Regions from separate parts of the Mus musculus genome. Here all the other regions are linked to region 3. The links are chromatin loops, found by intact Hi-C in ENCODE. Cell type or tissue: gastrocnemius. All regions are shown on one strand.

Evidence for each region. Hi-C counts contacts between places; a loop is a spot of excess contacts. Peaks named below come from ENCODE experiments on the same cell type or tissue, not always from the same donor. Only the 100,000 strongest peaks of a DNase experiment are listed, where the experiment ranks them.
Region 1: a loop joins it to region 3, with 6 times the contacts of the local background. A loop is called at or near these places in 19 of 42 quality-filtered maps.
Region 2: a loop joins it to region 3, with 4 times the contacts of the local background. A loop is called at or near these places in 21 of 42 quality-filtered maps.

Annotation. Positions count from the first base shown.
Region 1 is chr2:159,159,885-159,167,884 of GRCm38, forward strand. No RefSeq gene overlaps it. Among named protein-coding and RNA genes, the nearest start is that of Gm25090, 25 kb to the left of the region's middle. In gastrocnemius, a CTCF peak has its summit at 4,318 (motif pointing left); a DNase peak (open chromatin) is centred at 4,310.
Region 2 is chr2:160,589,331-160,597,330 of GRCm38, forward strand. No RefSeq gene overlaps it. Among named protein-coding and RNA genes, the nearest start is that of Gm14221, 13 kb to the left of the region's middle. In gastrocnemius, a CTCF peak has its summit at 3,917 (motif pointing left); DNase peaks (open chromatin) are centred at 1,370, 3,902, 5,379 and 5,645.
Region 3 is chr2:159,049,244-159,057,243 of GRCm38, forward strand. No RefSeq gene overlaps it. Among named protein-coding and RNA genes, the nearest start is that of Gm25090, 86 kb to the right of the region's middle. In gastrocnemius, a CTCF peak has its summit at 4,848 (motif pointing right); a DNase peak (open chromatin) is centred at 4,848; H3K27ac peaks cover 420 bases.

The sequences.
Region 1 (8,000 bases), 110 kb after region 3:
GAATCTGTGATCTCACATGTACAATGGCCAGAGATGCTGCCCGTCTTTCCATACAGCATTGAGCCTCTCCTGCCCCCACCTCCATGAATTCTAGCGTCCAGCCTCTGCCTTTTACCACCGCCTTAGCCTTTCTTGTTTGTGATTTCTAAGTTCCTGATTTGTATTTTCCTATTGCACAAATTGGCAATAAATCCTGAATTTTAAAGGAAAAGAGCATCTCTTTCCATTTATGTGTAGTCATTTATTATTATTATTATTATTATTATTATTATTATTATTATTATTATTTTGGGCAGAAAATGGCATTTCATTCTATTTTTTCTTTTGTCTTTCATACGTTTAATTTGTTTGAGAAACGATTCTCTTTCTGTAAGATTGGAATATTGGCCTGTATTTTTTTGTTGTTGTTGTTCAGAAGGTCTTTAATATTTTGCTTTCTACAATTAAACTTGCAGACCATACAGAATTTGCACATGTGCGCACATGCACATATGGGTGTGTGTGTGTGTGTGTGTGTGTGTGTGTGTGAGTGTGACATGAGATAGGGATTTTACTTATTCCTTTAGTTTTAATGTTTGGGTGGCCATTTGCAACATTAATAAATTTAATCCACTCTTCTCTAGTTTTGTTTTATAAATGCCACCCCAAATAAGTAGACATGTCCTAGAGAAGCCTGCCTGTGGGTGGCTCTGTCCTGTAGGTCACTTTATCTTTGTGGGTGTCAGTTTTAGCTCCTTAGGCTCCATCACCCTTCTGGTTGGGTGCTGGGGCAGTGTGGCCATTCATATTCTTTGACATTGTCTTGTTTAATATCAGCACTTTCCTCTTCCTTATGAATTTTAACATCAGCTCATCAGCTGCTGTGGAAAGCCTCTTATGATTTTATTAGAAACATTTATTCATATATGAATCTTGAAGTTATTGCCTTTTTTAAACCAGAGAGGCTCTGTATTTGGAATTTATCTTAAGTCTTTAAGTATAATGTAAAAAATAAAATAAAATAAATTTCTTCCTGAATTTTCTTTTTTAGAGATTTAAGTAAATCGTAAATATCTTGTAATTTATGGTACTTTTAAGAATGAATTTTTAATTTTATTAGGGTTTTAAATTTAATCCTAGCACTCGGGAGGCAGAGGCAGGCGGATTTCTGAGTTCGAGGCCAGCCTGGTCTACATAGTGAGTTCCAGGACAGCCAGGGCTACACAAAGAAACCCTGTCTCAAAAAACAAAAAAAAAAAAAACAAAACAAAACAAAAAACAAACAAACAAACAAACAAACAAAAAGCCATAGGAATGATTCTGATGCTAACCTATACCTTACATCCAGCAATGGCACTAAACAGTTTTATCCATGGTAATAATTTTGTATGTCACCTTATATCTTGTTGTCTGATATAACCAACATACCGTTTCTTTCTTTCTAATCCTCTGCATCTTTTACCTGCCTATGGTCTGTGGGATCTTCTATACTCTGTTGAGCAGGGGTGATGTCAGCAGAGCTCCTTTTTTTTTTTTGCGGGGGGGGGGGGGAGAGAGAGAGAGAGAGAGAGAGAGAGAGAGAGCAGCACTTTCACCATTCCATATCACGAGGCAGCTAGCTCCCCCAGGTTGCTAAGACCATTGCTTGATGCCCTTTTTATTAAACAAAGAAAGGTTATGGAATTTCATCAAAAGGTTTTTTGGACGTCTTTTGTGATATGCATATGATTTTATCCTTTAATATGTTAACGAGAAGAATTGAATTAATAGATCTCTGCAATGTTTCATCATGCTGACATTTTGGGTATAAATGCAACTGATTGGTTTTTTGGGAGCACTGTTTGTGCTCTCTCTCTCTCTCTCTCTCTCTCTCTCTCTCTCACACACACACACACACACTCAGGCTCATGCACACATTGTTGAATTCAATTTGCAAATATTTCCCCTCTTGTATTTTGAAAAGTAGAAGTGAATCTGGAGGGAGGAAACCACGCTAAGTGAAACAAGCCAGGCATAGAGAGACGGAGCCACAGGAGCCCCAGCAAGCTCTTATGTGCAGCCGTGAACGACTGAACTTACAGAAGCAGAGAGCAGAATAGTGATTGCCAAAGGCTACGGATAGGGAGTTGGGGGATGTTAAATTTAAACACAAAGTTTTAATTATGAATGGATAATTAATTAGGAGGAATAAATTCCGGAGTTTGTTTTTACAGTATGGCGACTACAGTTAATAACACATCATGTATACTTGAACGTTAATAAGAGTAAAATATTTTATTATAATGCTTTTATTATTTTTGAGAATTTGATATGTACATATTATGTATTTTGATCATATTCACATCCATTCTTTCTCTTACTCCTCCCAGATTCACTCACCTTTGCTTCATGTCCCTCAACTTTATTTATTTACTTATCTATTTAAAACAACCTGTTGAATCTAATAAGTGCTGCCTATACACACATGTGTGGGCCATCTCCTGGAGCATGGTCAACCTACCAGGGACCACATCACATCCCTAAAAAAAATTGACTCTTCCTCCCTTAGCATCCACAAACTGCTAATAGGTCCTCATCTAGGAGCAGGAACCCATGAGACTCCCCCTCCCCATGCTGGAGTGTTGAGTAGCTTGATTTTGTGTAGGTATTCACAGTTCCTGTAAGTTTGTGTGTGTGACAGCCATCTCATATCTAAAAGACATTACTTTACCCAGTTCTCCCAGACCCTTGAGTCTTCTCCCTTCTTCCACAAGGTTCCCTGAGCCTTGGGGAAGAGAGTGTGATACAGAGGTCCCATTTATATATTCTACATTTTTTCATAGATACATACACAAAGTCATGGAGATCAAGCAGCCTTGACTTAATTTCAAGCATCACATTGCACATATAATTTTAATTATTTTCAATTATAACTTAATAGGATTGTGGGAAATTCTACAAGTGAGCCTGGGAATTAGTATTTTCCCAGTTCTCTCTCTCTTTGTATTATCTTGTAAAAATATCTCAAGTTTCCTTAATCACTTATATATTTTTAAGCCACCTTTTTCGAGTAATAAGCTAACTTTGCTATTTGTTGCCTTTTTTTTTTTTTTTTTTTTTTTTTTGGCTGAGCACAGTTATCCCCCCATCCCGGTTTTTAAATTATCTTGTGATTTTTGGTTCTGGACGCATCTTCAGGCACAATTGATTGTTCTGTGACAACCCACTGGGTCTGTGTAGTGGAAACTCCCAGTCTGATTCTTCATCATGGTGCTTGGTGTTTTGAAGGTGACTTTTAGAAACATAGTGTTTTTTTTTTGGGGGGGGGGAGGGCGGTTGACTTTGTATGCATTGGGGATCCTACCTCTGCTGTAAACAGACCTGGCACTGTGTGTTCCACCCTATGCACAGTGAAGCCCAAGAACTTCCTGGGTCATGGCAGTGCCTACTTCTACATGTCTCTCTCTCTATCTCTCTCTCTCTCTCTCTCTCTCTCTCAGGATTTTGCCGAGTGTTTTCCTATAACCTCAGGGCTTTTAGGGATTAAAAAAACACCCTATCTCTGTGAGTTTCAATCAGCTGTGGTGAGACAGAGTATCTCTTCAGAGCTCAAGGTTTAAAATCTCTTTGTTTTGTTTTTAAATTTTATAATCACATTGTTTATCTTTGCATTTTGTCCCTGATCTCAAATTACTTTCGTGTCTCAAATACGGTATTCTTTTGGCTCTTGTAAACAGAGTGATACTGTTTCTTTTTCTTGTGTGTGTGTGTGTGGGTGTCTTTATTAAATTCTTCTAATGCCTATCACCTTTAAAAGATTTAAAGTCTTTTTTACATGTTTTACTTTTAAAACATGTTTTATAAAATCATTCAGAATAGTACTTCCCAACATACTGCTTCTAGAATCATCTTGATAGTTTCACATTAGCTGCTGATTTCTTGGGTTTCAGTCACTGAACCTAAGACATTAGATGCAGGGTATTAGAATCCGTGGTTTATATACGGTGGGGGCATTGCTGCTCAACGACGAGATCAGTCTTATCAGTTCCTATTTAGGATTTGATGTAGCATTCTCATACACCTTCCCATGTATTTCCATAGGATTTTTAAGCTTAAGTTAGAAGTACCTGGGTTCCTGACTCTGTTGTCAAGAGAGTTCATTAGGAGCTGGACGTAGAAACAAAAGACGAACTGGTGGCAGAGCAAAGGTCTGTGCCTTCATCATACAGCGCTTTCTCCATGACCTTAGGGATATCCAGAAATAAGCTAGATCAGCATCCAGCTCTCTGGGCTTACACAACTGCTGGAGGATGGATGAACCCGTGTGCGGTGGTGGGAACATAGAGTTGCTGCCCCCTAGTGGTGAGTTGGATTCGGCCCTTGGCTCTTGTCATTTGTACCCCTAGTTTGGTGTATACTTCTGCTCGGCTTTAGAGGAAGTTGGCCCCATGATCCTTTGTCTCCTTTCTGTCTAGAATATTCCTGGGAAGGTCCAGACTTTGGTCCTGTTGATGGTTTTGGGATTTTCTCCATAGAGATCTGAGAAAGTAGAAGGTTGATTGCTGTCTTCACGTACGTAGATGGGTTTCCGGGTCTATTTTCTTTGTTGTTTTCTACCATGATAAACAACACAAATTTCTAATATAAAGTGATTTCACAGTGGAGTGTGGGATCATTAGGAAAATTTCTCATACTGCGCATAGTTTCTGGTCTCTCAAATTTTGGTAAAACTGAAGTATCTATTCTTTCATATTTCTGCAGAGCAGAATTTGATGTGCATAGCCCTTTAGGAAAAATTTAAAGTGCATCAAAGTACATTCAGTTAGGAGATTTGTAGTTATTTTCTAGGTAAAATGGTAAATAATATTTATAATAAATCTAAGATCAAATAAAAATGTCTATGCTGTTACGTGTCTGTAGAAACGGAGGCTAATAGACTTTCAAGAAATTCCACCCATACAGGGGTCAAAACCAAAAATTACAGCTATTTTAAATTTCTCTAAATTTTCTATAGTTTTATTTCTTTTCTCATGCATCAACATTTCTGGGCCTCGTCACTGCAGTTAAAAAAAAATTATCTGGCCTTTCAGCTCAAATCACAAACCCCCAAATCGCACTTCCTCAAGGCTGCAATCTGAGCGCGTGCAAAAGAGGCCACGCTCCAGCCAGAGTGAACACTTTGGTTTTGTTGTTGTTGGTTTTTTCCTCTCATTTCCTTTGACAGCATCCCAAGTACCACCGCGCGGCAGGAGGGGAGATGTCAAGTGGAGGTGAACTCCCTCTCAAGTCTGCTCTCTGATGTGGAGAGGGGGTAGGGCACTTGGAAAAGAGGGTTGATACCTCAGCCATTTCTAAAAGTGGAAAATGATAACAACCTCAGGAGGACCGGCCATACAAAACAGCCACGCCGGTGACTCTCGTGCCCAACCCGCATCGGCCCAGGTGGTACTGTGGCCTGGCTGGAAAGCAGGGCCATTCCACAGAGACGGGGCTTGTGCCCCAGCCCCATGCCCGGTGTTTACTTAGGTAGAGACTGGCCTTCAGAAAACCTGCAAAGTGGGCAGGCGGGGTTCCACTGAAAGGCAGTCTTCAGAGCCACGCTGGCCAAGCTCCATCCCGTGTGGGCCGAGAGCTTCCCCTCTCTCTTTTCAGGGACCTGGGCTCATTTGCTTGACAGTGGTGACCACCAAAGCCTCCCTAGGAGCCCTCTTCTTGTTTTACCCCAGGATGCTTGCAGGAGCTGCAGTTAGGGATGGCCATATCCCCCTTAGAAAGGAGGAGAATTAGGCTTGACCAGGTAAGGCCTAAAGCATGAAGCTTGTACACCCCCAGAGGCCAGATTAACAGCATCTGATGCTAAATACCACAGCCTAGAGCAAAACTACAGACTCTGGGATTGTCCTTTCTCTCCAACTCAGGTACTGTTAAGCCAAATGGTCTCTCTTTCTTCTTCCATCCATCCATCCATTCTTTTTTTTTTTTTTTTTTGGTTTTTCCAGACAGGGTTTCTCTTCTTTCATTCCCTCTGCAAATATTTACAGGGCACTTGTTGGGGGCGGGAACTTTCCTCCAGTGCTACAAATATAACGGCAGATCCTCCTGATTCATGGAAGTTACTCGGGCAGAGAAGATAGCCAACAAGCACAGCAAACACGGAATGTGAGAGTTTTAGCTGGGGGTGGGGGACAGGTACTGGAAGGTTGTCAGATATGGTGGTTTCAATATGTTTGGCCAATGGGAAGTGGCACTATTAGGAGGTGTGGCCTTGTTGGGGGAAGTGCATCACTCTGGGGGTGGACTTTGAAGCTCTGCCCAGTGTGGAAGAGTCAGTTTTCTCCTGTTTGCCTCTGGAACAAGACGTAGAGCTCTCAGTTCCTCCAGTACCATGCCTGCCTAGATACTGTCATGCTCCTGTCGTGATGATAATGGACTGAACCCCTGAACCTGTAAGCCAGCCCCAGTTAAATGTTGACCTTTATAAGAGTTGCCTTGGTCATGGAGTCTCTTCACAGCAATGGAAACCCTAACTAAGACATCAGATAAGAATATCTGTAGGCTGTTGTAAGAAAAGATACCCAGAAAGACATGGTGGCATGGGCAGAGAGTTGTCCAATGGCATGTGTGTGAATGCAAATAAAACTCCCTTTCTGGAAGTTTTGCTTCTAAAGTTAGTCTACACTGATCTTACATTATATATGTTATTTCTACAGTCTTGGATATAAAAATCAGGGCTTTGTGCATGCTTCACAAGTGTTCTTCCAAGGCAACACCTTCAGCCTTGAGATTTAGCATCTCATCCTTCGGCTTTGTGATCTTGGCTTGGGTACCAAGTTCTCAAATGAAATGCACGATCTAGCTTTCCTCCGCTAAGGCATGCTGTCAACTTCTTGACCACCATATACATTTCTATTGCAATTGAATCCTTGGCTATTAGGGCTATGTGGAATATTAAGTGGAGTGGGGTTATGATGGAGAATGATGTCTCATGATTGAGAACCAGGAATTGTCTTTTAAAGGCAAGCCAACAGCAGAGTTGTGTGTGAGTATCTGTCTCAGGCCGACTTCTTGGGAGTCAGGTTGAAACACACTCCTTATTATGGACATCTATGACCTAAGTATTAACAAAAGAGACACATTGCTATTTTTTGACAAATGGAAGAGTTTATTTATTTTTTAATTGTTTGTTTTTATTTTATGTGCATTGGTGGTTTGACTACATGTATGTCTGCATGAAGCTGTCGGATCTTGGAGTTGCAGACATTTGTGAGCTACCACGTGGGTGCTGAGAATTGAACCCGGGTCCTCTGGAAGAGCAGCCAGTGCCCCCAACAGGTGAGACATCTTTCAAGCTTATTTTTTTAAGAATTACTTTAACTGTGTGTTTGTGTGTGTGTGGCCATGTGTAGTGTGTACATGTGAGTGCAGGTGCCTGCTGAGGCCAGAGGATGGTTTCAGATATTTTGGCTCTGGATTTGCAGGTTGGTCTTGAGCCACTCAGTGTGGGTGCTGGGAACTGAACTCTTGCTTCACAGGAACAGCCTGTGCTTTTAAGGGCTAGCCAGCCTCCCTAACTGCAGCACACAGTCACTTTTAATTGCCTGCATTTAATATGTGATGCCAAGCAGAACAAACAAGTCCATATTAACTGAGGATATATTCCTACAAGAAGGCCTTTGGCCCGGGGGTGGGGGTGGGGTCAAGGAATAAGCACCGTGAATGACATGAGGCAAATTTTCCCCATCACTTCTTCCCACCCTTGCTAGGCTGTTTCTTCATTCAGCAAATATTAGTCACATGTCCTGTGTTCTAGGCATCACCTCAGCTATAGACACAGGAGATAGAGAATTCAGCATGCCATACATGAGAGGTGGGCAGTAAGTTTGGAACGGTGCATTCTCTGTCTCATTGCATGTGGGTGGAGAGATGTCCAGGCATTAGGCCATCCTGCACCCCAAGAGTCACACTCAAGGTACTGTGTGATGCCTGGACAATGGAGAGGAAGAAAGAGCCAACTCACTGCCAGCCCTTAGGCCACTGCTGTA
Region 2 (8,000 bases), 1.5 Mb after region 3:
ACTCTGGTAGTGGTGGTGGTGGTGGTGGTGGTGGTGGTGGTGGTGGTGGTGGTGGTGGTGATAATGATGATGGTGATACTGGTGATGATGGTGGTGGCGGGAATGATGATGATGGTGATACTGGTGATGATGGTGATGGTGGTGGTGATCATAACAATAATATTGACAGTGACAATGTTGGTGTCTGGGGAGGGGAACAAGCAAAGACTTTTCTAGACCTGGCCCTCTCAGCCTCAGTGAAGACTACTGATGCTCAGTCAGGATCACCGTGCTATGAGAGCTGACCTGTGTCACACAGGGTATTTAGCAGTATCCTGGCCTCCACCCACTGGGTGCCAGGAGCAGCCCTTCCCCAGCACAGGGATCAAAAGGTCTCCACACACCGCTTCATGCATCCAGGAATACAACCAATCCCTGAACGTGACCCACTGGTCTAGACAGCGTGAGAGATGTTCGGATGAGCAGAACATTCTGGGGGTTGCACAGCTAAGTGTGTGTGTGTGTGTGTGTGTGTGTGTGTGTGTGTGTGCGCGCGCGCACAGAAGGAACGTGTAAAATGTCTCCAGCCTGACAGCTGTGGTTACCTCTAGGGGGAGGGTGGCAATGTGGTGGGAAGAGGGGAAGAGAGAGCTTTTCACTGCACATTTGACCCTAAGAAGGCATGTGTGTGCCTAGGCCCTGTGAAACGGGAAGGAGGAAATGGAAGGAAGGAAGGAAGGAAGGAAGGAAGGAAGGAAGGAAGGAAGGAAGGAAGGAAAAGGAGTAGGGGCGAAGGAAATCCGCGCCTGAGACTGATCTTCGGAGGCTGAGCTGCTGTGAGTCCCTTGCCAGCTGCCTTTCCTTCTCTGGTCCTCGGTGTCTTCAAAGTCTCAGAAGACCACTCCTTCTGTGTCCTCAGTGAGGGAGTCCCAAGGTGACCCAGCCCCCTTCCCCTGGCCACAGTTCTCTCCCACACAGCCAAGTCTTTACACAAAGGAAAGAAGAGGGGGGGGGGTGTTCACTCCCTCTCCCTCTCTGCAGCTGATTGTGTTCCTGAGAGGGTGGGGGAGGGGGTCTGGTCAGCTACCCCGGCTCCACTCACGCTGAGGACTTAGTTGGGTTGATTAAATAATTACACAGGGTACTGAGTAATCACCACTCAAGGAGCAGAAGCACAGTCAGAGGGAGGCCCCATTAGTGATTTGGGGGCGTGTGAGTGTGTCTGTCTTCTGCCTGTGATAAAATTACCATCCAAAGACCTTGCTTGAGGAAAAAAAAAAAAAAAAAAAAAAACGCACGCAAGGCCCCCCAGCTCCTTCTAGGCAGATGGCAGAATTCCCGGGTTGGCAGCAACGAAAGCTGAAGTTCACACAGGTTTGTGGCCTACGAAGGTCCCTTGGTGGTATGCATCCAAGTCCAGCAGGGACCTGTGGCAGAGGAGGCCCCATGCCAACAAATGCAAGCAGGGCACAGAGCAGACCGAGGCTACGGAGGGTATATGTGTTGTCCTTTTGTTTTTGGTGACCCCACTGGGATTATTTCTGCTTTTTCATTTTGGAACACAAATCTGCAAACAGCGACGGGAGCTTACCTAAAATCGTGTGCCAAGATCTCGTGGAGATGAGAAGTCGCCTAGCAGCTGTTAGCCCTGTACTCTCTCCCCCTCCCCCCTCCCTCAACCCCACCACTACTCAAGGCCAGGGGCTACTTTGCGGGGGGGGGGGAGGCAAACCCAGACAATCTCCAGAGTGCCACCCACTCTAGGACAAGGGAGCATCTCCCGATGAGTACCCGAGTGTCCCCAGAACCCTGTTCATCACAGACTCAGCATCTGCCCACTGTCTATTGGCTCACTCACACTGAGGCAGCCCAAGTTCCTTCACAGGAATTAGTCTCTCCGGCCGATGAGACGCAGCCAAAGAGCCATTAGATTTAAGTTTTGGGGCCAGCAAGACGGCCCCATAGTTGCCAAGCACGATGACCTGAGTTCAATCCCCAAAACCCACATTGTAGAAGGAGGAATCTGAGTCCTGCAAGGTGTCCTCCGGGCTCCACAAGCACACCGTGGCTCCCGCGCGATGAATAAGAATTTAGAATGTTTAGTTAAGTGCTAGAGGAGGGAGGAGGGAAGGGTACCAGTAGAAATGGTGCTCAATTGGACAGTGGTGGCGCACACCTTTAATCCCAACACTCGGGAGGCAAAGGAAGGCAGATCTCTGTGAGTTCAAGGCCAGCCTGGTCTATAGAGTTCCAGAACAACCAAAGAACTGATCTGCATCCAGCACATCGATTGATTCCCACACCCCAAGCCCCGGGACCTTGGTTCATTCGTAGTGCGTCCTACTTGGAGATGTGAGCCAAAAGGAAGAAGCGTAGGAGTTGCTGTATCTGTGACCTTTGTGTGATATAGCATCCAGGAAGAAGTGCGAGGTGACCCTGACAGGAAGTTCACAGTCCCCTGATCCTTGGGGGAAGCCGTTGAAAGTGATCAGAGCAATAGATCCAGCACACTGAGCTACGTCCCTGGGCAGCCACGTCTCACTGCCCGGCTGACAGTGGATTTTACCCTGGCAGGTAATGGATTATTTGGGGGATAGGCTTTCGGGTTTTATAGTTGAGCCTCACCCCAGCCTGACTCTTCTGTTTCCCGAGCCTCCAAGATATCAGTAGTCAGCCACACACGTGCCTCTGCCACAGGGAACATCTATGTACTTCAACACACTTTAAACCCTGAGCCAAGACCAAGCCTTCCTCTTCTGTTTGTTTCGGGTAAATACAGAAGTGGGAAAAGCAACCAATATAATATGTAACGACACCTTGATGACCACGCCCAGCCCCCAGCTCCATGTCCTCTGTCAGCCCAGATCAGAAGCAGACATGGAGGGACAAGGAATAGGGCACGGCAGACCCTAGAGGAGAGTGGACCCCAGAGTGATTCTGGTCACCAGTGGGTGCCTGGCAACCCTCAGATGTTCCTGATGTCTGGATTCTCAGTAGGCTCCACCCACGCATGCACAGAGCCATAACCTTCCAACTGCTGAGCACGAAGAAGACACAATGTAGCTCTTTGCTGGGAGCCTGGGGCTCCATGCTCGGAGAGGTACTCTGTCTCTCAAAGAACACGATGCAGCACAGCAACAAAGACAGAAAGTAAAAGAGGTAGAAGGGAGGGGGTGGGAGGGTGAATAGCTAAGTCGGTGAAATGAGCATAAGAACCTGAGTTGGATCCCCAGCACCCACCGATAAAGCTGGGTGTGGTGGCATGCACTTGTCATCCTAGCTCTGGAGAGGCAGAGACAGGCAGATCCCTAGACCTCGCTGGCCAGCCAGGCCAGCCTAATGGAGGGAGGATCCTCAGGTCCTTAAGGAGAGTCCCAGCTGAATGACTCCAATAAATGACACCCAAGGATGACACCTAGGTTTATGTGCCATCTGCTTCTTCTTGAGGACAGGAAGTGACATTTTACAAACTCATGAATTTCCTACCCAGTGCTCACCCACGGTGTGGCCCAAGAAGGGTGCTCATGCCATTGTGGGTGGGCACAGGACAGTCATACTAAAGCTATGGACTTACCGGCAGCCCAGCCTGGAGGCAGTCAGACCCCACTCTTATGTAAGACGTCTCCCAGTTCTGTACTTGGGACCCTTCCTTGCCTCTTTCGCATCTCTCCCAGCCCTGGTCTACCCACTGGGTCACCCAGTCCTGTGGAGTAGCTGCCATAACTCAGAAGACAGTTTCAAGCCTGGCATCACTGAGAGGGCAGAATGGCCACTTGGGAACCTGCAGGCTTAAGAGGAAAGCTCTGTGTTGGATGGATGGGAAAAACAAAAACCAACCAACCAACCAACCAACCAACCAACCAACCAACCAACCAACCAACCAACAAATCTCCCATGCGAATGACCACAGCACCACCTGGTGGTCACATGTGGTATTTCTTGTACAAGTGCGTTAACATGGTCAGCAAACAGATGAATGTCCTGGGGCTGGAGGGATGGCAGTTAAGAGCTCTGGCTGCTGATGCAGACAGCCCAGGTTTAATCCCCACCACCCACATGGCAGCTCACAAGTGTCTGAAACCCAGACCCAGGGGATCCAACACCCTCTTCTTACCTTCAAGGGCACAAGGCCTACACATGGCTCACAGACATACACACAGCAAAGACATTCATACACATTTTTTTAAAAAAACTAATAAAGTAATTATAAATACATAAATATACTGTTCTAATACCATCCTCTTTGATAGGTTGTGCTCATCTGGGTTTGTTTGTTTGTTAATTCTAACTATGCTCTAAAGAATCACAGGGGCTCAAAAGATGGCTGTTAGTAAAGTATGTGCCTTCGCGGTACAAGGAACTGAACTTAGTACCCAGAACTCACGTTTGAAGTCACTCACCATGTGTGGTGACCCATTCTTTAATCCCAGCCTTAGAGAGACAGAAACAAGTGGATCTCTGTGAATTCAAGACCAACCTGATCTACATAGTGAGTCCCAGGCCAGCCACAGCTAAATAGTGAGACCCTGTCCCAATTTTAACAATATAATAATAATAATAGCAATAGTAATAATAGTAAATAAAACATCGGGCATGGTGGCATGCACTTAATAGCAGCTTTGGGGAAGCAGAGACAGGTGGATCCTCGGGGCTTGCTGGCCTGGCAGCCTCACCTATTTGATGAACTCCAGTGAAAGATCCTGTCTCACAACACAAGGCAAACAGTTTCTGAGAAACAAGAACCAAGACTGACTGCTGGCCTCCATAGGCATGTACTCCTGCACCTACATACACAGACACACACTTTTTCGATTGTAAAAACATTAAAAAGGCATTGTTGTCCTTTTTTGCAAACAAGAATCCTGAGCTCAAAGCCTCGGTCACTCAGAATTGGCACCCAGGGAGTAGCAGGCACTGGGCCATGCTTTGTGGAAGAAAGTGGCCAGAGTCTCTGGATAAATGAAACTTGTGGGCAAGATGGACCTTAACTACAGAATCACACAACAGTACCAAGGGACCTGAAGGAAAGGTATATAAAACGTACCTACCTGGCCCAGGGGCCAGAGAAGGGTTCCCCATAGAAGCCATGTATTAAACTGAGATCTGAGAGATGGTAAAGACTTAATCAGTGAGGCATTAATTTGTTCATTGATGCATAAAAGCAGTATACATCTCCCTCCGCCCTGTTTTCATTTCCTCTCACACATGTACAAATTCCTAAAATGCTGGCTTTCCAATTCTGTGTTACCTTTTCAGCTCTGCATCCCAATACGTTGAGGCCCTTCGTTTTAACTAAGGAAGCTGTCAGCCTACTGACAGCTCCCATCTGTACCACAATTTATTTTTCCAGGCCCCTGTTGATGACACTTGGGCTGCTTCCAAATGTTCATTCCTTTAGACAGGGCCACAGCCAACGTCCTCCATGTTCGAGTCTCACAAAGGGCCACACCCAGACACTGCCCCTGTGGTACCTGCCCATGTTCACTTCGCTGCTCACTGACGTCATGTCTTCTAATACTAAAAAAAAAAAGCTTGAAGTTCTAAAAGGGGTCGGGGGGTAGCTCATCAGGTCAGAGCCCTTGCTGCACAAGCATAGAGACCTGAGTTCAAATCCCCAGGATGCCCATGTTAAAAGCCCAGACACGGCCACATGTGCACCTGCAGCCCAGTGCTGTGGGTTGCATGGATGGCTGCCAACCTGGCTTCGTCATCAGTGGAGATGGTGTCTCAAGGAAATAAAGCCAAAAGTGATAGAACAGAGCACTGGACTTCCTTTTATGGCTTCTCTGTATACCACATACACAGACATACACGCAGAGACACACAGATATACACCACCCACACACAAGACATGCACAACAGAGAGAGAGAGATCACACTCACACAGAGGCATACACCACACACATAGAGAAATACACAGACATATACCACACACACATACACCACACACAGAGAGAAACATACACACACAGCACATAAGAAGTTCTAAAAAAAAATTGCCAAAATGCTGTGTGTGAGCAGTGTGTCTATTGTGTGTACGTGTGTATATGTGTGTGGTGTGCAGTTTGAATAGTGTGTGCGTGCTATGTGTATTCCTGTAGTCAAGTGTGTAGTGTGTGCATGTGTGTGCAGTGTGTGTGTGTGCACAGTGTGAATAGTGTATGTATGAATAGTGTGCATGTGTATGTAGTTTGCTATTAATTTGATGGTTTTATTCTAAAGCACCGATGACCAACTTGACCTCTTGGAGTACAGATAGTGACCCTAAATTCAGTAACAGAAGAGCCACGTTCACCCCTGTAACCCTGTAGTGAGCACATCTCTAGAACATAGTAGGTGCTCAGAAAATGATCATGAAATAAAAGAACTAAGAAGACCTTACAATGCATGGGAAATGTCTTACTATGTACACTTGACCTTTCGTTTCCTATCTTGTAACTTGTGACCACACAAAGACATTATCAAATCATCATTGTCTAGACACAGTAAACTCCTGCGCTTCCATGTCCCTGGGACAAAAACCAAGATGTCAGCAGGTCTGCATTCCTCTGCAGGGCTCCCAGGGACATCCATTTTGTCAGCATTTAGACGTGGTGACATAAAGCATGACTTGCACAGCAGAGGAAAAAAGAGAGAGTTTATCCTTGAGCCCAAAATGGCTGAACGTGGCCCAGGAACACGGGCTCGGGTTCTCCGCGCCCCCCCCCCAAAATGCATTCCAATGTGGCAATGTTCTCATGATATTTTTATAGTTACAGAACAAAAGGAGGCCCCACGTCAAGGCATTGCTCACATAGGTAGGTGGAGCCATTGGTTAGGTAAGCCATAGCAAAGCCAGGATCTCAGGTCTCAGATGCTACCTGGTGACACTTTTAACTTTGGGGATAATGGAAGCTAGCAATCTGCTAGGCTGATACATTCTGGAATAGTCTACCTCATAGTCAAAAGGATATTAGCATCTCAAGGGTATCGCTCTGTCATTGAAGTATTTTCTATACGGGTATGAAGACCTGTATCCAATCCCCAGGCGTTCTGTATAAGAGCTGTGTGCCATGGCATGCATGCACTTAGGATCACCACACTTGGAAAGCAGAGGCATACAGAGCCTCGGGGCTTGCTAGCCAGCCAGCTAGCATAAATGGCAAACTCTAGACCACTGAGAGAAGAGTCTGTACCAATACAAGGCAGGGACATTGAGATGGGTCAGTGAGTGTGAGTGTTTGTCACCAATCCTGGTGACCTGAGTTCAATCCTGAGAACACACATGGTAGAAGAAAGTAAAAATCTCCTACAGTTGTCTTCTGACTGCCACCTACTCACCCACCACTCTAGTAAGTAATTAATTAATTGCTCTGTTGATTGAATTTATTTATTTATGAAATATATATTTTATAAGATATGTTACATTTATATATTAAACATATATAAATACAATAATTTGATTTATTTAATTAATTGATTAATTTTTAAAAACAAACATAATGGGCTGGAGAGACGGCTGAGTGGTTAACAGCACTGACTGCTCTTCTGAAGGTCCTGAGTTCAAATCCCAGCAACCACATGGTGGCTTACAACCATTTGTAATGAGATCTGATGCCCTCTTCTGGTGTGTCTGAAGACAGCTACAAGTATACTCATATAAATAAAATAAATCTTTAAAAAAAAAAAAACATAAGCCGTGGACATCTCCTAAGTAACAACATATGACATTATCTCCTGGCCTCCACACACATGTACCTGCACACACATGAACACACATATGCACGCACATACATTCAGGAAAGGATTTTAGGTCAGACAGAGATGGGCACCTAGTAGCCATTGGGGTACTAAAAAGAACTCCCTGATAATTTTGGCTCCATTTCCACAGTGCCCGACTTCCCACCACCAGGAAGTTCTAATCACTCAGCCAGCCACACGAGCACAACTTCCTTCTAGAAAATTCAGTTTCCAGAAGCCACTTAGACTCTTTACTTGTGTTTCCCACCTCCAGCTTCCAACCCTTCGATGTTGTGTCTCTA
Region 3 (8,000 bases):
TTCCAAAATCCTTGCAGGGGGGAGGGGGTTTGTTTGTCTGCCTAAGCATTTAAGTCACCCTCGCCTCCCAACCGTCTTGTTTATGCATGTTTATTTGTATTGTCTATTCCTAAAAGTCTACACAAGCACATATGTACAGGTGTGCACACCCACACAGCCACAGTCATCTGTACATCGTAGGTAGAGTGACACACATCGGAGCATGTAGCTACCCTCATCCCCTGATCTACACATAACATCCTATGCTAGCATACATCAGCACAGGGGTCCTACTCAAGTTATACATGAATGCATGTGTGTACATACACCCATTCTGTCGTGGACATATGCTTAGTTACTTACTTTTCTCAGTGCTGTGACCAAACACCTGACAAGAAGCAATTTAAGGAGCTGGGGTGGGGGGGTGTCACAGCTCAAGGGATCAATCCATCCCTGCAGGGAAATCAAGGCAGTGGAACTCAGGGCAGCCGGTCACATTGCATCTGTAGATATGTCGTGAGTAGGGGGGAGAGAGAGAGAGAGAGAGAGAGAGAGAGAGAGAGAGAGAGAGAGAGATAGAGGATGTTAGTTCTCATCTTGCCTTCTCTCTTCATATGAAGCAAAGGACCTCAGCTCACAGGATGCTATTACCCACAGTTAAGGTAGGTCTTTCCAGCTCAAGTAACCTATTCTAGACCACTCATTGTAGACACGCCATAGGCTAACCTAATATTGATAAGCCTCATAGGCATGCTTACTTGAAATTGCACAGTGAAAAGTTCTATTGATGCACCTGCCCAAGCCCTTGCCCATGCATCCACTCAAATCTGTATGCATGCGTGCCCATGAAAGTAATTACATACATGCTGGGAAGGCCTTAGGGTTTGGTGATTCCATCTCTCTTCGAGCACCCATCATAAGAAGACTTCATCATTTTCGTCTTGCTACTACTGTGCTACCTCCTGGTTGTGTTGCTGTCTAGGTAGGCTCGTGTGGTGGTTTGATTGAGAATGGTCCCCATGGGCTCATATATTCGAATACTTGGTTCCCAGTTGGTGGAACTATTTGGGAAGGATTAAGAGGTGTGGCTTTGATGGAAGAGGGGTGTCACTGGGGGTAAGCTTTGAGGTTTCAAAAACCTACGCCATTTCCAGTTACAGCTCTCTGCATCTCCTTCTGCTTTGTGCTTGTAGAGGTCAAGCTGTAGGTTCTCAGCTACAGCTCCAGTGTCATACTTGCCTGCCTGCTCCTATGTTCCTCAACACAATGGCCATGGACTGGAACCCTCTGCAACTATGATCTTCTAATTAAATCCTTTCTTTTATAAGGTACATTGGTCATGGTGTCTTATCACAGTAATGGAAAAGTGACAAAGATAGCTGTGACTGTCGTATGGAAAAACTACGGACACTACAGCTCCAGGTCTAATTGAATAACTAAGCGGTAGATTTTTACATCGGTTCTTCTTGGCAGTAAGCAACACAATGTCCTCATTTGGGGTCACTATACAAAAGCTCTGCATGGTGACATAGAAGACCTAAGACAAACATTTGCTGAGGATTGTGTGCCAGAGATTATCCCTTGGATTTTTTTTAAAAGAAAAACAAAAATCTTTTATCATAAAGACCTTGCCCCCCCAAAAAAAATCACACAATGAAATTAAGCCAGTCTATGTATCTCAATGAACTTGTATACAGTTAGAATATCCATTTCAAAGCTGTGGAGCCTCACACTGGATTTTATGCTTTTATCATCAATTGTATTTGTGTGCACTTACCTAACACATACACACATGCACACAGACACACAGAGAGAGAAACAAGCCCTTGAAAAATCCATGACAACATTAAAACTAAAAAAATCAATTATCTTGATGTCCTTTTTCATGATTCAAGTGTTTATTACCTGCTCCCAGCTCTTCCTATTACACAGTAGTTACCATTTCTTCTCGGTAAATTTACCATGTTCTCTTTTCTACACGTTAAACTGTACCAACACATACATTTGCTTTGTTTATATATGTATATATGCATACATGTAAACAAAACACACACATATTATACATATATATTTATATATTGTAGGCTAAGGTTTGCACATTAGAGAGAACATTTTTTCTTTCCTTCTTCCTTCCTTTCTTTCTTCCTGAGATTGTATGACCTTACATTTTGACATCAGAATCATTATCCTCTTGCAGAGACAGAAGCAGATGCTCAAAGAAATGAAAACAATTGCTTATGTCCATCCAGATATGAGTTTGCACCCTGATGAGTCTATTTATGATGTTATTTACTTATTTGTTTATTTGTTTGTTTGCTTATTAATTGTCTTATCTACCTATCATCTATCTATCTATCTATCTATCTATCTATCTATCTATCTATCTATCTATCTACCTATTATCTGTCTGGCTGTCTGCCTGTCTGTCTGTCTGTCTATCTGCCTCTTCTTTTTAGTTAATCATTCACTGTCCTCCTGTCTTTTCCAAGCACAGACCGGAAACTCACATAAGAGGGCATAACTCCTGTGGATCTCTGAATTCCTAAATAACATATTCTAAAGCTGGGAGTGTTAGTCAGGGTTTTCTAGAGTCACAGAACTTATGGGTAGTCTCTATATAGTAAAGGGATTTGTTGATGACTTTCAGTCTGCAGTCCATCTCCCAACAATGGTCAGCAGCAGCTGTGAATGGAAGTCCAAGGATCTAGCAGTTGCTCAGTCCCACAAGGCAAGCAGGCGAAGGAGAGAAAGAGTGTAAATCTTCCTTTTTCCAATGTCCTTAAGTAGGTCTCCAGCAGAAGGTGTAGCCCGGATTAAAGGTGTGTGCCACCATGCCTTTAATCCCAGATGACCTTGAACTCAGAGGTCCCCTTGTCTTAATCTTCTGGAATTCATGGCCACTCTGCCTCAAGATCTCCATGCCAGGATCCAGGTCAGAAACTTGTATCTCTCAGCCTCCAGATGAGGATCACAGGTGAGCCTTCCAATTCTGGATTGTAGTTCATTCCAGATATAGCCAAGTTGACAACCAGGATAGCCACTACCCTGGATTGGTGGCACATGCCTTTACTTCCAGTGCTAAGGAACAGTTTCTTAGCACAGAAGAGGTAGTGCATTTACCCAGGGATCTGAGATGGTTTTTTTTTTTTTGTTGTTGTTGTTGTTTTTTTTTTTCCTCTGAGGAAAACCAAGAGTCACCTTTTCTGTCCTTGGTGATAGTTTTTGTTTGTTTTGTTTGTTTGTTTGTTTGTTTTTTGACACGCCTGATTAAGCAGATTGTGAAGTCCTCTTTCTCTGAGGATTTGAGTGGATGCTTCCTCTTTGGCCATCCCTGGATGCTGCATGCCTTCAAGGCACCCAATATAAGGGGAAAGGACCAAGACCTTTTCATGTGCCAAAAGTGTCCAGTCTTGGGTTAGCCTTGAAATCCTGTGTGAAGGAAGTAAGGATACTCCTTGCAAAAGCAATGATGGGCATTGATGACAATAAGCAGGCACTGTTGACTGGGTCCCACGGTGCTGGCCAGGGTCTGATTGCTTGCCTTGCAAGTCTATTTCTCCTGGTTGTCCTATGAAGTTCTTGATCTATGCCGAGTACTCCTGCCCCCAGTTTTACCGGTGGAAAGTGAAGGGTTGGTAAGCTCTAGTGCTATGAGTACTATTCTCAGGCAGAACCCATTTCTCCGGACTCTTAGGACAGACCTAATGCCTACTGTGCTCCCAGGATTGACACTGCAGACACAGACATGGTGGCACTAGGGTGCTGGGCCATACAGTACACAGTCCAAGCTCCTGTGGCTCTAAAACGGTTGTGACCCTGGTGCTTGGGATTCTTGACATTTAGCCTGGACATGGGAAGGGTCCCAAGCCTGCTTCATTGATAATAGTTTATCTCATATCATTTGGCAGCTTCCATGGTATAAATATTTTCATCATGGCCATTTTCAAGCTATTTACCAGCCAGTAGAGAAAGCAAGTGGAGAGGAGAGAAAGGGATAGTCAGCAGCCGTGTATGTAACAAAGAACTTCCTGTTTCTAGCCAGTTGTTGGGCCCAAGACTCTAGCAATTAAGCTTTTGATCCTCCTGAATTCTATAGAGCCTGGACCGTGCAAACCAGAGGCTGTTTCCAGGTAGGTTCTCCATTACCTCAGCATGGGTGGGAGAGGAGGTGTTTTTCCTTCTTGCTTTGCTATCCTCAGAGTCAGAACAAAGACTAGGCCCCCCAAAAGCCAGGGCCTCTAATCTCTCAGAAAAAAAAAAAAAACAAAAAACTTTGAGAGGAGAGGAAGGTCGCTGATCTGCCATAGAGAGCTGGCAAGCTGGGTGTCCGGAGGCCAGGGCCAGGGATTCCGTGAGTGAGGCGGAGAGCAGAGCCTGGCAGGCTGGGAGGAAACGTCTGGCGGAAAGTCTCCTGGACCCTCTATCCTGTCTCTGTCACTCCTACGTAGATTAATGCGATCCAGGATGCCCTTGGTTCTGACCGGCTATACTTGGGGCTACCCCAAAATAGACAGGACGCCTGGTGCCTCTTGTCACAGTCTTAGCTATTGTCTTTATGAGCTCAGTGAGTTCAGAGGTCACACCCTAACACTTCCCCTGTGGGCTAATCACCATCAAGATGGATGGACACTTGCGTGGGCAGCCTGGAGCTGTCTGGCACATCCCAAACTCTGGGCACTTCAGGACCTGCAAGAAGTGTGTGTGTGTGTGTGTGTGTGTGTGTGTGTGTGTGTGTGTGTGTGTGTGTGTTGGGGGGCATTGTAGAGGTTGTCAAAAGACAACCTTTCTTGGTTGAAGCTGGAATAGGGGCATCGGGCTGGTGCCATGGTGGGGATAGTGTATGTCCAGAGATAGCCACTAGGGGGCAGGCCATGACAGCAGGTGGGCCAGGTTAACTGCTGCCTCAGCTCAAAATATCTGTGGGAGGACTTATAACCTAGTGGAGAGTGTTTTGGGGCATCTCCAGGATTGGTAAACTCTGGAGAGATCCAAGGTCCAGGTCTGAATAGGAGGCGAGGACAGAGGAGGTGGGAGCCTAGTGTAGATATCTTTATCACCTTAAGGCTGTGGTGAAGGTAAATTGCTTGACCATGAGTTCGGGATGGACACGAGTTTCCCCGATGAGGAAGGTGTGGGCTAGGTAGAATACCAGGGATAGGGAGGGCAGGCTGGGGAGCGCCAACAGCCCAGGATCATAAGCCAGAGGCAGGCATCCCGGCTTGAAGGTAGAGGAGCTCCTGGAGGGCCCTGCTTTATTTAAAAATCCCATAGGGCCTGCCTGGCCTGGTTTCTTTCCTGTTATCCCAGCAAGACTGAGCTTTCCCCAGTGTCTCAAATTAAAAAAAAAATCCTTGTCCTTTCTGCTCTGAGCTCTGCAATATTTGGCCTTGGTTGATCCTGGCAACTTGTGAGGCTTCTGAGCCTGCTGACTGTCCAGGATGGAATTTTCCACGGAGGTTTTGTAGAGCGATGCTGAGGGCCAAAGAAACTTGGGCTCTACACTGAGATGAGACTGGGAACTCACCCATGACTACAGGCCCCAGCGGGCCTTATTGTCTTCCTTCCATCCATCCATCCATCCATCCATCCATCCATCCAGGTTTTTTCTCCTTCCCCCACCTATCCTCTTAACAAACCAGCCACCCTTCTATCAAGCCATGCATGTGCCCTGATATCTATCCCACTATTCTCATGCATCCATCACTAATATAATCTATTAAGATGTATTATGGAGGCTTGCTGTATGCCAAGGTCGCTTTTTGATGCTGAGAATACAGCAGTGAGCATGAGAAAAAGTCTCAGCCCCTACATCCAAATGACAGTGTCTCAGCATCAAGAAGTCACTTGATGACACAGGGAAGGGGGGAAAGAACTGGCTGTGCTATTCCTGGGGTAACAGATTCCCTTCATCCTTTGCCTTGATCTATCCACATCCTCGTGGAGCCACCCCGCAACCCCCATGCAGATGTCTGCTCACAATGTCTGTGTCTTCCTGGATAGCAACAGATCTTCGAAATCACTGATGTACACACACCTCCACAATACGGACCTACAACTCTCTAAATTCCTGTGTGCACTCGTGTCAATTCACACCAAGCACATGCTCTAATACATGAGTCCTGGAGGCACTTATGCACACTCGTAATCCATGTACACGGCCAGGAATACACAGACACACTCACATGTTCACAGTCATTCAAGCACACTGATCTCTGTGCATAACTGCATATAAATATGTACACCCAGGTTAGGTGCAGGTAGGATTGCTATGTCTCCAGGGCATATGGACCCATATAGCCACACTCAGGTCACGTGTACACACTCCATGTACATGCCCTTGACACCACCACCACCACCACCCCCGCCAACCAAAGCCCTCACACCCTCTCAGAGCCCCATCCCGTCCTGGAAAATTATCCATACCTCTGACAGGAGAATGGGTTACAAATGCGGCCATGGAGCTGTTTTGACACTTTTGATGAATAACATTCAATACTATTAATTAGAACAATTGCTTTTCATTTAACTAAATCACGGGAATTGCTAAACTAAATTGAAACGGAATGTAATTTTGCCTCGCACTGCTTTAATATGGGCCTCTAAATGTCTTCTCCCTGAAGGATTAGTAACTTAATCACCCACCAGTGATAACTGCTTCCCAGGCTCAGCTGGGAGGTTTCCTGCTCAGGAAAAGACTGGCTGAGAACAGGCTAGGGGCCCTGCGGCAGCTCCTCCTGCCCCTGGCTTCCTCTCTCTGAATTATTCATCATCAGGATGTCACTTTCTCCCTCCTCTTGGTCCAGCCTGACCCTCAGAGACAATTTCCATCTTCAGTCATCCTGGTCCTGGATGTGTAATTCGTCCTGTGTCTGATGTCCTGAGAGCCTGACTGTGGGCTCGCATTCCATCTCTGCCCTCTCCAAGCCTAGTCGAGTCTCTCTATCCTTAGTACAGATCCTGGCATCCTGGGATCACTTAGCTCCTGGAGGAAGTACAGAGCCTGGTTTAGGATGCAGTGGCTCATTGACAGGGGCCAGAAAAATCTCCCTGAACTGCTTGGGAGAGTGGGGATTGGCTTAGCCTGGTGTGCTGTTCTAGGGTGACCAACTGTTTCAGACTGCATGGGAGGGCTTTCCAAGACAGTCTCTAGCAAATCAAAACTGGCTATGGGACTATCTGCTTCCAGCTAGGAACAATCCTTCATGTTTATCTGGCTGTATGCTAGCTACTGGGCATACATTATTTCATTTATATTTTGGAACAATTGCATAAGTCTATATCATGTTCACATACATAGTCATCCTGTAATAGAGAAAGCCAAGGCTTAATTTTTAAAAGCCTAACCTAGGCATGACAGCAGTAGTGATAATACGGGTCGCAGCAGCTGGACACCTCTAAGGGTTTGCTTGTGATGAGGCTAGCTTCTCCACCATGGCCATGGAGATATGGGACAGTTGTGTCATTTGAACTGTATCCTTGGCTGAGGCTCACACAGGTGAAGCACAGTGCCAGCGAGTACACACTGCCATTATGGACTCAAGAGGATCTCTCTCCAGCGTCGATTGCATTGACCTGCCTATCAGGCCTCCTGTGTTCTGTCCTCTGGATACATGGGAGTCCCAGGAGAGAGGCTTCCATAGGGCAAGGCTAAATGCAGATTGGAACTGTGAGCTGAAGGTGGCATCATTGTGTATGATTCTCACCTATGGGTGTCCAAACTATGCATGGCTATCCTTTCCCACAGACTCAGTAGGTCTGACTATCACGGAGCCAGTTGTTCATGGGAATCTAAAGTCAACCAACTCTCTGCTGTTCACTGCTTCCATTCAGTGAAATCAATAGTCATTGATTGGACTTGGAGCCTGGGCAGGGCCTGGGGGCTGCCCTTGAGGCTGATTCAACCTCTCACCAACCTGGGTGGAGTAGCTAAGACAGTGTCTCCCTGTGAGTGGACCCTGGGTCAGCAGCCAGAATGTCACCCGGGAATCTGTTAGAAATGGAAACTCCCAGGCCCCACCCAG